Regions from separate parts of the Homo sapiens genome. Here region 2 is linked to region 1. Evidence: chromatin contacts called from ENCODE Hi-C or POLR2A ChIA-PET data. All regions are on one chromosome and are shown on one strand. Each heading gives the region's core, a stretch centred on a gene start or an enhancer-like site at or near the end of the contact. The rest is flanking DNA. Distances are from core to core; before and after follow the strand shown. Region 1 overlaps PHTF2 (putative homeodomain transcription factor 2). Region 2 overlaps PHTF2 (putative homeodomain transcription factor 2).

Region 1 (5,658 bases), core at 1,740-4,239:
TTTCTAAAGCCTTTCCAACTTCTTTGATTCTATGACAGTCCAGGAATACAGGTTCATAGACTGTATTGTCATGATAGCTCAGGTTTAATGTTAAATGATCATATTAAAGTTTATTTACAGAAAAAAGCATAAAAAACCTACTGGGGACCTTTAATAGAGGATCTTAATCTTTTTTGATCAACTGATCTGATACAAGGATGGGTATTATGATGCATAATCTTTATTTATTTAGAAATAATCCAATCCTAAAACCATAGGGCTAACTGCAGGCATAACATTAGGCAGTTAACTCTAAGCTAACACTATCCTTGACATAGATTTAATTGTCACACCTTAACAAAATATCTGAAATTCTTTTTTTTTTTTTTTTGCTTTTTTTATTATACTTTAAGTTTTGGGGTACATGTGCAGAATGTGCAGGTTTGTTACATAGGTATACACGTGCAATGGTGGTTTGCTGCACCCATCAACCTGTCATCTACATTAGGTATTTCTCCTAACGCTATCCTTCCCCAAGCCCCCCACCCCGACCGGCCCTGGTGTATGATGTTTCCCTCCCTGTCTCCATGTGTTCTTACTGTTCAACTCCCACTTATGAGTGAGAACATGCAGCATTTGGTTTTCTGTTCTTGTGTTAGTTTGCTGAGAATGATGGTTTCCAGCATCATCCATGTCCCTGCAAAGGACATCCTTTTTTATGGCTGCATAGTATTCCATGTTGTACCTGTGCCACATTTTCTTTATCCAGTCTATCACTGATGGGCATTTGGGTTGGTTCCAAGTCCTTGCTATTGTGAACAGTGCCACAATAAACATATGTGTGCATGTGTCTTTATTTGCTGTATTGATTTCCACACAAAATGCCAAAGACCAGGGTGGTGGGAAAAGATGAGTACAGAAGAGATGGTATGTTAAGTCTGCCTTTACGGAATCTCAATCAAATACAGTTGAACAACATGGTGGGTAAGCTGCGCTGGTCCGCTTACATGTGGATTTTTTCAATAAAAGTTATACCAAGTGTGCCTGATACTCCTGCCTCCCCTTTCACCTCCTTTACCTCTTCTGCCTCTGCTATCCAGGAAGGGAAAACCAACCCCTCCTCTTCTTCAACCTATTCAGTGTGAAGATGACAAGGATGAAGACCTTTATCATGATCCACTTCCACTTAAAGAATAGTAAATGTATTTTCTCTTCTTCTTCCTCTTCTTTTTTTTTTTTTTTTTTTGAGATGGAGTTTTCGCTCTTGTTACCCAGGCTGGAGTGCAATGGCGTGATCTCAGCTCACCGCAACCTCTGCCTCCAGGGTTCAAGCGATTCTCCTGCCTCAACCTCCCGAGTAGCTGGGAATACAGGAATGCGCCACTACACCCGGCTAATTTGTAATTTTAGTAGAGACAGGGTTTCTCCATGTTGGTCAGGTTGGTCTCAAACTCCGGACCTCAGGTGATCCTCCCGTCTCAGCCTCCCAAAGTGCTGGTATTACAGGTGTGAGCCACTGTGCCCGGCCTATTTTCTCTTCTTTACAATTTAATAACACTTTTTCTCTAGCTTACTTTATTGTAATTATACAGTATATAAACATATAACATATAAAATATGTGTTATCTGTTTATGTTATTAGTAAGACTTCCTGTCAACAGTAGGCTATTAGTAGTTAAATTTTGGGGGATTCAAAAGTTACAGCCAAATTTTCCACAGCACAGGGGTCAGTATCCCTAACCCCAATTGTTCAAGGGTCAACAGTATAATAATGCCTATGAGTATTCTTTGTACAAATATGGTCTCCCACATTGTCAGATTTTTAACCAATCCCCATGTTACAGAAATTCTATCAAATACTACATAAATGTTACCATGTACATCTCTCATTATTCTGAAACAAATTTGTCTGTTCTGGCATGACTCTCACTAGGCTCAGAAAACAATGTATTTCCACCCCTGACACTTTGCGTGTGTTATTATTATTCCTATTCCATTCTTTTCTCCACTCATACATCCTTCTAAATCAGCTCAAATCCTACTTCCTCCAAGATGAAGCTTTCTTTTTTTTTTCTTGTTTTTTTTTTTTTTGAGACGGAGTTTTGCTCTTGTTGCCCAGGCTGGAGTGCAATGGTGTGATCTCGGCTCACTGCAACCTCCGCCTCCCAGGTTCAAGCAATTCTCCTGTCTCAGCCTCCTCAGTAGCTAGGACTACAGGCGCCCACCACCACGCCTGGCTAATTTTTGGTATTTTTAGTAGAGACAGGGTTTCACCCTGTTGGCCAGGCTGGTCTCGAACTCCTGACCTCAGGTGATCCGCCCGCCTCGGCCTCCAAAAGTGCTGGAATTACAGGCATGAGCCACCGCACCCGGCCAGCTTTCCTTTGGACTAAAAAATGCTGAAGCTTAATGTCTCTCTTCTAGCACCAACATATGCTCAAAAATCTGTAATTTAAATAGAAATGTAAAGCAGTATGTGGCCACACAGGTCACTTGGTCATATGTAAACACTCTTAAGGAAAAAATGTGGCAACATTCTTTGTCTCTAAGTACTCAGTACACTGTAATATATGGTACAGGAAGTACAGCAGATAAAAAGCAATGACTAAGCATCAAGATAATTGGGTTCTAGATCCAAGTTCTGATACTAAGAGCTGTGTGCTCTTGAATAAGTTACTGAGTTCTCTGGACCTCAGTTTTCCCCAAGTGCCATCTAGCCAGATATTCCACAACTCAATAAAGGTTAAATAACAATTGTGTGAAAAGAAAAAGAGCTCCGAGCAGTCTGAGCCATGTGAGGTAGGCAAGCACAGACACGTGAGTATAGGACTTGAGTCAAGCCCCTACACCCAAGCCTGGGGGCAACTGTTTAAAGTCATTTTCTTCCTGACTAGCTGCCTCACTCATTTATCTTCATGTTTCTGGAATTTGTGATACAAAGAACAATGTATAGCCAATCAACAGTTTATGTTATTTTAACATAAATTCTCAGTAAACAACTCAGGAACTGCTTCTTCCTTCCGTTTAAAATTTTTTTTTTTTTTTTTTTTTTTGAGACAAGGTCTCACTCAGTTGCCCGGGCTGGAGTGCAGTGGCACGATCAGGGCTCACGGCAGCTTCGACTTCCCAGCTCAAGTGATCCTTCTGCCTCAGCCCCCAAAATAGCTGTGACTATAGGCATGTACCATGATGCCTGGCTAATTTTTTTTAATTTTAGCAGACACGAGGTCTGGCTATGTTGTCCAGGCTGGAAAAATGCACTTTTAACTGCTGCTAATCAGAGGGTATATTCAGAGCAACTCAAATCTGTGCTCCCAGTTGCAATCCTCAAGCTTGATTCAAATAAACCCTCTAATTGTATTAATTTTGCTCCAGCTTCTTCCTTTCAGGTCACCAATTCCAATAATGTACAGAAGTTTCTCTGAATTCTAACACACCCAAAAACATTAATATTACTACTTAAATTAGTGTTACATATATGGAATTTAACATAGTAGAAACTGTTAAACTAAATAAAAAATATCTTATTTAATTTATTTTTAGAGATAGGGTCTCACTGTCACCCAGACTGAAGTGCAGTGGCTTGATCATAGCTCACTGTAACATCAAACTCCTGGGCTCAGGTGACTGTCCTGCCTTAGCTTCCCAAGTAGCTAGACTCAGCAACAAAAGGGCACATAACATATCCTCATGCACATCCTGCTGAGAAGTATATCACACAAAAAGTTGCATGCCACCAAACTAGGCTATTTTTTAAATCTTTTGTAGAGAGAGATGGAGTCTCATTATGCTGCCCAGGCTGGTCTTGAACTGCTGTCTTCAGCAATCTTCTTACCTCAGCCTCCCCAAGTGCTGGGATTACAGGTGTGAGCCACTGCGCTTGGCCCTAAAGAGCTTTTAATTTTTTAAAGGTAGTTTTTATAAATCTCCTCAGACTCTCATATTATTATTCCATTCCAACAACCTTGTATCATTCTCTGCTGCTTACAAAATAAAATCCACAAGTATTTAGACTCTCTACAATCTGACCTTAATTGTCCAACATTATTGCTCATCATCTTCTCATATGTCTTGTTTCAACCATCCCATACTTTCAACATTTTTCTACCTCTGTGCCAAAATTAACACTTCTCTTTCTAAAACAAGGAAGATTTTGACAAGACTTCCAAAATTCCACTTTCTCCATAAGTTTCTCCCAAATTCTTCCATTTAATATTTCTCATCCTGTTCTGTGTTCCCCTTAGAGTAGCACTCCCTTTATCCAAGGCTTTGCTTTCCACATTTCAGTTACTGCAGTAACTGCAGTACAGTAAAATATTTGGAGACAGAGACCAAATTCCATAACTTTTCATTAGAGTATACTGTTACGATTGTCCTATTTTATTATTAGTTATTATCTATCTCTTACTTGCAGCAGTCCCCAACCTTTTTTAGCACCAGGGACTGGTTTTGTGGAAGACAATTTTTCCATGGCCAGGGTAGGGGGGATGGTTTTGGGATGATTCGAGAGCATTACATTTATTGTATACTTTATTTCTATTATTATTACATTATAATATATAATGAAATAATTATACAACTCACCATAACATAGAATCAGTGGGAGCCCTGAGCTTGTTTTCCTGCAACTAGATGGTCCCATCTGGGGATGATGGAAGACAGTGACACCCAAAGTGTATTGTTTATGTCCAGTCTATTCCATAATCTCATTTTGGTTGCTGTTAACTATACTACAGAAAACCCTGCTTCACAAAGATACGATGTTAGAAATGGAAACAGACTTTTCAGTGTTTTGTGGCAATCTCAGGATAGTCCGCCTTGACTTTAATCCAGAATGTATGGAGATTTGAAGTTGTCTCAAACATACTTTTAAGGCCACCATCATTTGTGACCTTAAGCAGTTGATCCTCTTCTAGCACGGACAAAGTCGATACAGCTGGCTTATTCACAAACAGCTTGTGGATCCATTACTTCCCAGTTCGGGGGTCTTCTGTGGTTGGGAAGTAATGCTCAAACTCTTTTGAAAGCTGAGATAGGTGATCATGCACCAGCTGGGAGAAAGAAGGTCCTGGCTGAGTCTCTTTAAAAATCTCTGTTAATGTTTGAAGCATGTCAAAAAAAATCCCTCAATGTTCACTCAATTCCAGTTTGGCTTTGAATGCAGCCACTTTATCTACTGACTCGAACACATTTGTCATTCTCCCCTGAAGTGACAAGCTGAGTTCTTTGAGCAGGTTGAATATGTCACACAAGTAAGCAAGTTTTGTGACCCATTCTGCATCACTGAAATGTGCTACCAGTGATAACTATTTTTCTAAAAAAAAAAAAAAAATCTCTGGAGAGACCTTGTAACTCAAAACCTCTGGCCAGTGATCTACCTTAGAAAGCCATCTTACTTCTGCATATAAGAGAAGCTGTGTGTGCTCTGCATCCATTTCCTCACAGAGCTGCACAGACAGACATAAACTAAGGGCACGTACTTTAATGTGGATAATTTTAATCACATCCTGCAAAATGTTGGTTAAGTTTCGGTGACATTTTGTGCCTAGCCAGCATTTCTCTACGGATGACACAGTGCGTAGACTCGCATTCAGAAGCAACCTCTTTGACCCAAGTAGTGAAACCAGAAAGCTGTCCAGTCATGGCAGCCGTGCTCTGTTCATGCATATACCAACACAA
Region 2 (5,658 bases), core at 1,780-4,279, 53 kb before region 1:
TGAAACCCCGTCTCTACTAAAAATACAAAAAATTAGCTGGGTGTGGTGGCGGGCATCTGTAGTCCCAGTTACTTGGGAGGCTGAGGCAGGAGAATGGCGTGAACCCGGGAGGCGGAGCTTGCGGTGAGCCGAGATTGCGCCACTGCACTCCAGCCTGGGCGACAGAGCAAGACTCCATCTCAAAAAAAAAAAAAAAAAAAAAAAAGTGTAACTATTTCAATGCACCACATACTTTTTAGTAAAATAATAATTAAAACTAATAAAGAATAGGCACCAATATGTTTTAATAACTATTTTGGCAGTATTTTGTTTTCATACACAAAAGGGTGCCTAACTTGTCTACAAAGTAACTATTTTTATTTCTAGGCGACTCAAGAAAGTGAATGTGTAGATACATGTCCTATAATCCTAAAATCAGGAAAAATAAAATAATCCTATTCGATAGACCAAATCAGAAATGGATGTCAATCCTTGGCATAACTAGGTTCAGTGCAACTCCAGCATGGTACTTAATAGGCCCGAGGTTAGAAAGGTACAGAAAGCCTAAGAAACTCCACAGTGAAGCAGTAGGTAAAAGTGGAAATGCTTCTTGAAAGCTGACATATTTCACTGTAAATAGCAGAATGCAATCCTAAAGGTGGGTGGATAGACATTCCTATTAAAAAAGCCACAGGATAAAATGATTTGTTTTACTGGAAAGACACATTTATTCAAAGATTTGATAGGTGAGAGGAAGGGCAACTTTTACTGTTAATAGAATGTCTCATGGTGGTGGGGGGGGGCGCGTCTTAATTTTTTTAAACTAGATAAATTTCATTCTCAATTACAGCAATTAAATGTCTGTAAGTGCAGGAATCAGTTCTCCTTTGCAGCAGACTTCTTCTGTTTTGGAAATACTACCAGATAGGCCAGGCATGGTGGCTCACGCCTGTAATCCCAGCACTTTGGGAGGCCGAGGCAGGCGGATCATGAAGTCAGGAGATGGAGACCATCCTGGCCAACACAGTGAAACCCTGTCTCTACTAAAACACACACACACAAAAAAAATTAGCCAGGCGTAGTCGTGCAGACCTGTAGTCCCCACTACTCAGGAGGCTGAGGCAGGGGAATTGCTTGAACCTAGAAGGTGGAGGTTGCAGTGAGCCGAGATCACACCACTGCACTCCAGCCTAGTGACAGAGCAAGACTCCGTCTCAAAAAAAAAAAAAAAGGAAAAAAAAAAAAAAAGAAAATACTACCAGAATGAACATTTTAGTTACTTAAGCAAACAGACTACTTTTTTGGAGAGGTAGTTTTTTTGTGAGGACGCTGGTTAACCTAAATGCAGGTGTCTCAGAAGGAGATGTTCAGGGTTTTGCTTAATAACGTGTATGCCTTTAACAAATTACCCTTACATATGAATTCAGACTGAATTATCTCTGAAATTGTTTGTTTCTTGGGATATGTGTGTAGTACACCAGTGGCATCATGAAATCAGAGTGGTAGCCAGATCCTAGAAGTGAGAGTGAAGGGATTCTAAAGATCTCTTCCAGCCTTTAGTCTCACTTTATTCCCAGCTGGCAGGATAGTAGATCAGACCCCCTGTGGCTGGAGTCAAGCTCTTCCCTGAATGAAACATAATTCTACTGTCAATCATTATAGGGCAAGAAAAGAAGTGACACTTAGGACTAGGAAAGAGAATAACCATCTTCTCAAGACTTAGGGTCATGGATAAAGAATAATTTGCAGAGCTGTGCTACCAAAGTTAAAAAATAACGGGACAGGTTTTCCAACTATTTTACCTCTAACACACAAATATACCCAAACCATTTCCAACATTTATATTTTACCCCTAACAGATATTTCCATTAACACACATTTTCCATTTTACCTCTAAACACGAATAATGCACTTTCCCCTTCTGCTTTATATTATTGTTACTGTATCCCTCTTATTTTTTTTTTTAATTTGTTGAGACAGGGTCTCAGTCTGTTGCTCAGAGAGACTTGGCAGACTTGATTGAGTCACATAAGTTTGACAGGTGGTTTTTAACAAATTTCTTCTACATAAAATTAAATCGCAAGGCCAAGTTCAATTATAGTTCTCTGTGAAAGAAAACTCAGGAAGAAAATAACTACTTTTTTAAAAATGGCATACAAAAGATTAAAAGAAGATCAGTGGTAACATTTGTCTAATGGTACAGTGATTTTAATAAGATGGTATGTCTTCAATTGAGAAATAAATACTATGTAATATTTTGACGACTTCGAAATTTTTGATACCTCCTAACTGTTCTTTTTCTCCTCCCTCCCCCAATGCCTCCAGTGTTTGTGTGTTTAGAAAAGGGCCTATTCAACATAATCCATAGGTTCACAGAAAAGAGGTTTCTTTAAAAGTACCTAACATTCTAGGCCGGGCGCAGCGGCTCATGCCCGTAATCCCAGCACTTTGGGATGCAGAGGTGGGTAGATCACTTGAGGTCAGACCATTCAGACCAGCCTGGCCAACATGGTGAAACCCCGTCTCTACTAAAAATACAAAAAATTAGCTGGGCGTGGTGGCGCACGCCTGTAATCCCAGCTACTTGGGAGGCTGAGGCAGGAGAATCACTTGAACCCGGGAGGAGGAAGTTGCGGTAAGCCAAGATGCACCATTGCACTCCAGCCTGGGCTACAAGAGTGAAACTCCGTCTCAAAAAAAAAAGTACCTAACATTTTGAAAGGATATATACTCAAATAATGTTTTGTTGATAGATACACAGAGAGAGATATACCAAGGTAATTAACGTACAAGTAATGGTATAGATATCCAACCATATTCTTCATAAGTAATGATCTGTTTCAAGGAGGGAAAAACATTGTTCCATCATGTAAGAGGAGACTCTGAAATCCTGATTTATATTCTGTAGCCAATAGTTTTGTATATTGTGAGAATGTGAAGTCCTTTCTCTGGTGCTTGGCTATGGTAAGCAACTTTATCAAGGTTCTTGTTATTACTCCCAGAGACGCCCTGAATAGCTTAAGCCTCTGGTGCACTCATTCCCAGAGCTGACCTACAGTCAGCTTTTCCATTCCTGGTTCCAGATGACCAAGCACTTTGTCATCTACAAACTCATCCTGTATCTTTGGTAACATGTCTGGCAATCCTATACCAATGCCTTAGAATAACTCCTTCTTCTTAATGACAACAAGGTCAATTAAAGATTTTCTTCCCACAAGCTTTAATTCCTAATTACTGTGACCATCACCATTCCTGGAAGAATGTCTAGCCAGTTACTACTTCCCTGAGAAGACTGAAGTCTTAAGATACAAACATCATTTTCTGTCATCTCCACTTCTAGTATGTTTTCTCATCTAAAGTTTGAGCCATTACAGAGGTCAAAACTGATTTAAAAAAAAACAACAACAATAATTATGGAACAGCAACCTGAAAGCAGTAAGAAGGGTAAGAGTCAAAAGGAAAAAAAAAAAGAAATTGAGATACTGGAATTTAGTAATATCAAACAGATGAAAATTCAACTAAATGAATATTCTTTAGATGCTTTCTGACCTACTGAAGACTGTTCTAACAGGAAAATGAACACTTTATACATGCTGTAAAAACTGAAATTAACATAGCTAATATGCTATATTAAATATATGTAAATATATACACCAGATATTTAGAAGGATACATGAAAATCATTAATAATGATTACCTCTGAGAAGTACCAAAGACAACAGCACTTTTCCTTTCTGCCTTATATTCATTGTTACTGTATCACTTTTTTTTTTTTTTTTAAAGACAGGGTCTCACTCTGTCACCCAGACTGGAGTGTAGTAGCATGATCTTGGCTCACTGCAACCTTGATCTCCCAGGCTCAATCAATCCTCCCACCTCAGCCTCCTGAGCACCTGGGACCACAGGTGCACCCCCACCTTGCTCAGCTAAATTTTTATGTCTTGTAGAGGTGACAGCTCCTTATGTTGCTCCCTATGTGGCCTTGAACTCTTGGGCTCAAGCAATCCACCCACCTCAGCCTCCCAAAGTGCTGGGATTACGGGTGTGAGCCACTGCGCCCAGCCACTGTATCACTTCCTCCCCTGCCCCTCACCACAATGGAGATGTACTACTTTTATAAACCAGGATTCGAACCCAGGTCTATTGGATTCCAAAGTAATTTGAACTAGCTATCTTAGAAACTAATATATTCCATAGTAACTAGTAAAGTTACTATCACTGAATAGGAACTTTATAGAGAATCATGTACCTCCTCCTACCATTACTCTAATTTTATATGTTTCTATACACTGAGACAAACAAAATGGGAAACAGGAAGAAAAGGGAAAGGGGGAAATGGAGGAAGGGAAAACTGGGAAGGAAAGAAAAGCGTAAAGAAACGGGAGGATTGGTAGGTAGAGAAAAAGACTGCCTTTGTCTAGGTATCTGCCAAGGTCAGCTCTGGCTCCTATGAAACAACTTTCTTATGAATATGATGGTATCAAAAATACAAATGTTAAAACCTAGATAATTAGATGGTGAAATGAGAAACGTATCACTTAGGAATTTTAGAAAAGAAGTATCTTTGAAAAACAATTTGAAAAGCTACTCTTCGGCTATCTAATTACCCCTAGGTTATCACATTCAGAACAGCAGTGGCTCAGGTATCAAGAGGCCAAAGACAAGGTGTCTTGCTTCAAAAAGGTAGTTATCAATAGTTTAATTAGACTGAGTGCTTAGATAAAAGATTAAGAATTCTCAAATAAAAATAAGCAAGGCAAAAAGAGACCCAGATTTGCAAACATATTTAAAGCACCTAGTTTCCTTAACTAATGAACAGATACATCATAATACTGTATGTCAAAGCCCTAATTTTTCCTACCACCATGTTTAGTTTCTTTTCTCTGAATCTCATTTAAGAAACTCTGAAAAGCAAGCTATTAATTCTCACAAACACTAAATGCCATACAAAAAAGAAAACACAGAGCCCAAATTTATTCCTAGATGAACCCCATGCAACAAACATCAGAGGCCAATCATGTGCCAGGATAAATGCTGTCTAATTTTGTCAGCAAGAGTATCTGTTAAAAGTATAACAATAAGGCTAGGCACAGTGGCTCACATCTGTAATCCTAGCACTTTGGGAGGCCGAGGCAGGCAGATCACCTGAGGTCAGGAGCTCCAGACTAGCCTGGCCAACATGGTGAAACCCTATCTCTACTAAGAATACAAAAAATAGCTGGGTGTGGTGGTGGGCGCCTGTAGTTCCAGCTACTCAGGAGGCTGAGGCAGGAGAATCACTTGAACCTGGGAGGCGGAGGTTGCAGTGAGCCAAGATCCCACCACCGCACTCTAGCCTGGGTGACAGAGCAAGACTCCATGTCAAAAAAAAAAGTATAACAATAATACCCTCAAGGCAAGAGATTACAGAATGTCTTGAGATAGGGCTGGGCTTGGTGGCTCATGCCTATAATATGAGCACCTTGCAAGGCAAGGCCAAGGCAGGAGGATCACTTGAGACCAGGAGTTCAAGACTGGCCTGGACAACACAGTGAGACCCTCATCTCTATTTAAAAAAATTAAAAATCAGCCAGGTACAGCAGCATGTGTCTGTAGTCCTAGCTACTTGGGAGGCTGAGGGGCAAGGATTTATTGAGCCCAGGAGTTCGAGGCTACGGTAAGCTATGATTGCACCATTGC

Evidence for each region. Hi-C counts contacts between places; a loop is a spot of excess contacts on that map. ChIA-PET counts read pairs that join two places held with the same protein, here RNA polymerase II (POLR2A). Pooled maps may share reads with other maps.
Region 2: a pooled map shows a loop between it and region 1 (2.7-fold over the local background). The contact joins two enhancer-like sites. A Hi-C loop is called at or near these places in 1 of 168 maps with a recorded cell type or tissue (aorta), 1 of 37 single-sample maps with no recorded cell type and 5 of 50 pooled maps. POLR2A ChIA-PET finds 5 or more read pairs at or near these places in 8 of 52 experiments (AG04449, CD4-positive, alpha-beta T cell, OCI-LY7 and 5 more).

Annotation. Positions count from the first base shown.
Region 1 is chr7:77,831,687-77,837,344 of GRCh38, reverse strand. All of the region lies in intron 1 of PHTF2 (putative homeodomain transcription factor 2), which reads right to left. Among named protein-coding and RNA genes, the nearest start is that of PHTF2, 36 kb to the right of the region's middle. RefSeq lists an enhancer at 1,928-2,428. Within about 2 kb of position 2,989, at least 9 of the 41 ENCODE cell types and tissues checked have a DNase peak (open chromatin) inside an H3K27ac peak, as active enhancers do.
Region 2 is chr7:77,885,147-77,890,804 of GRCh38, reverse strand. The region is part of intron 2 of PHTF2 (putative homeodomain transcription factor 2); the gene reads right to left. Among named protein-coding and RNA genes, the nearest start is that of PHTF2, 89 kb to the right of the region's middle. Within about 2 kb of position 3,029, at least 2 of the 41 ENCODE cell types and tissues checked have a DNase peak (open chromatin) inside an H3K27ac peak, as active enhancers do.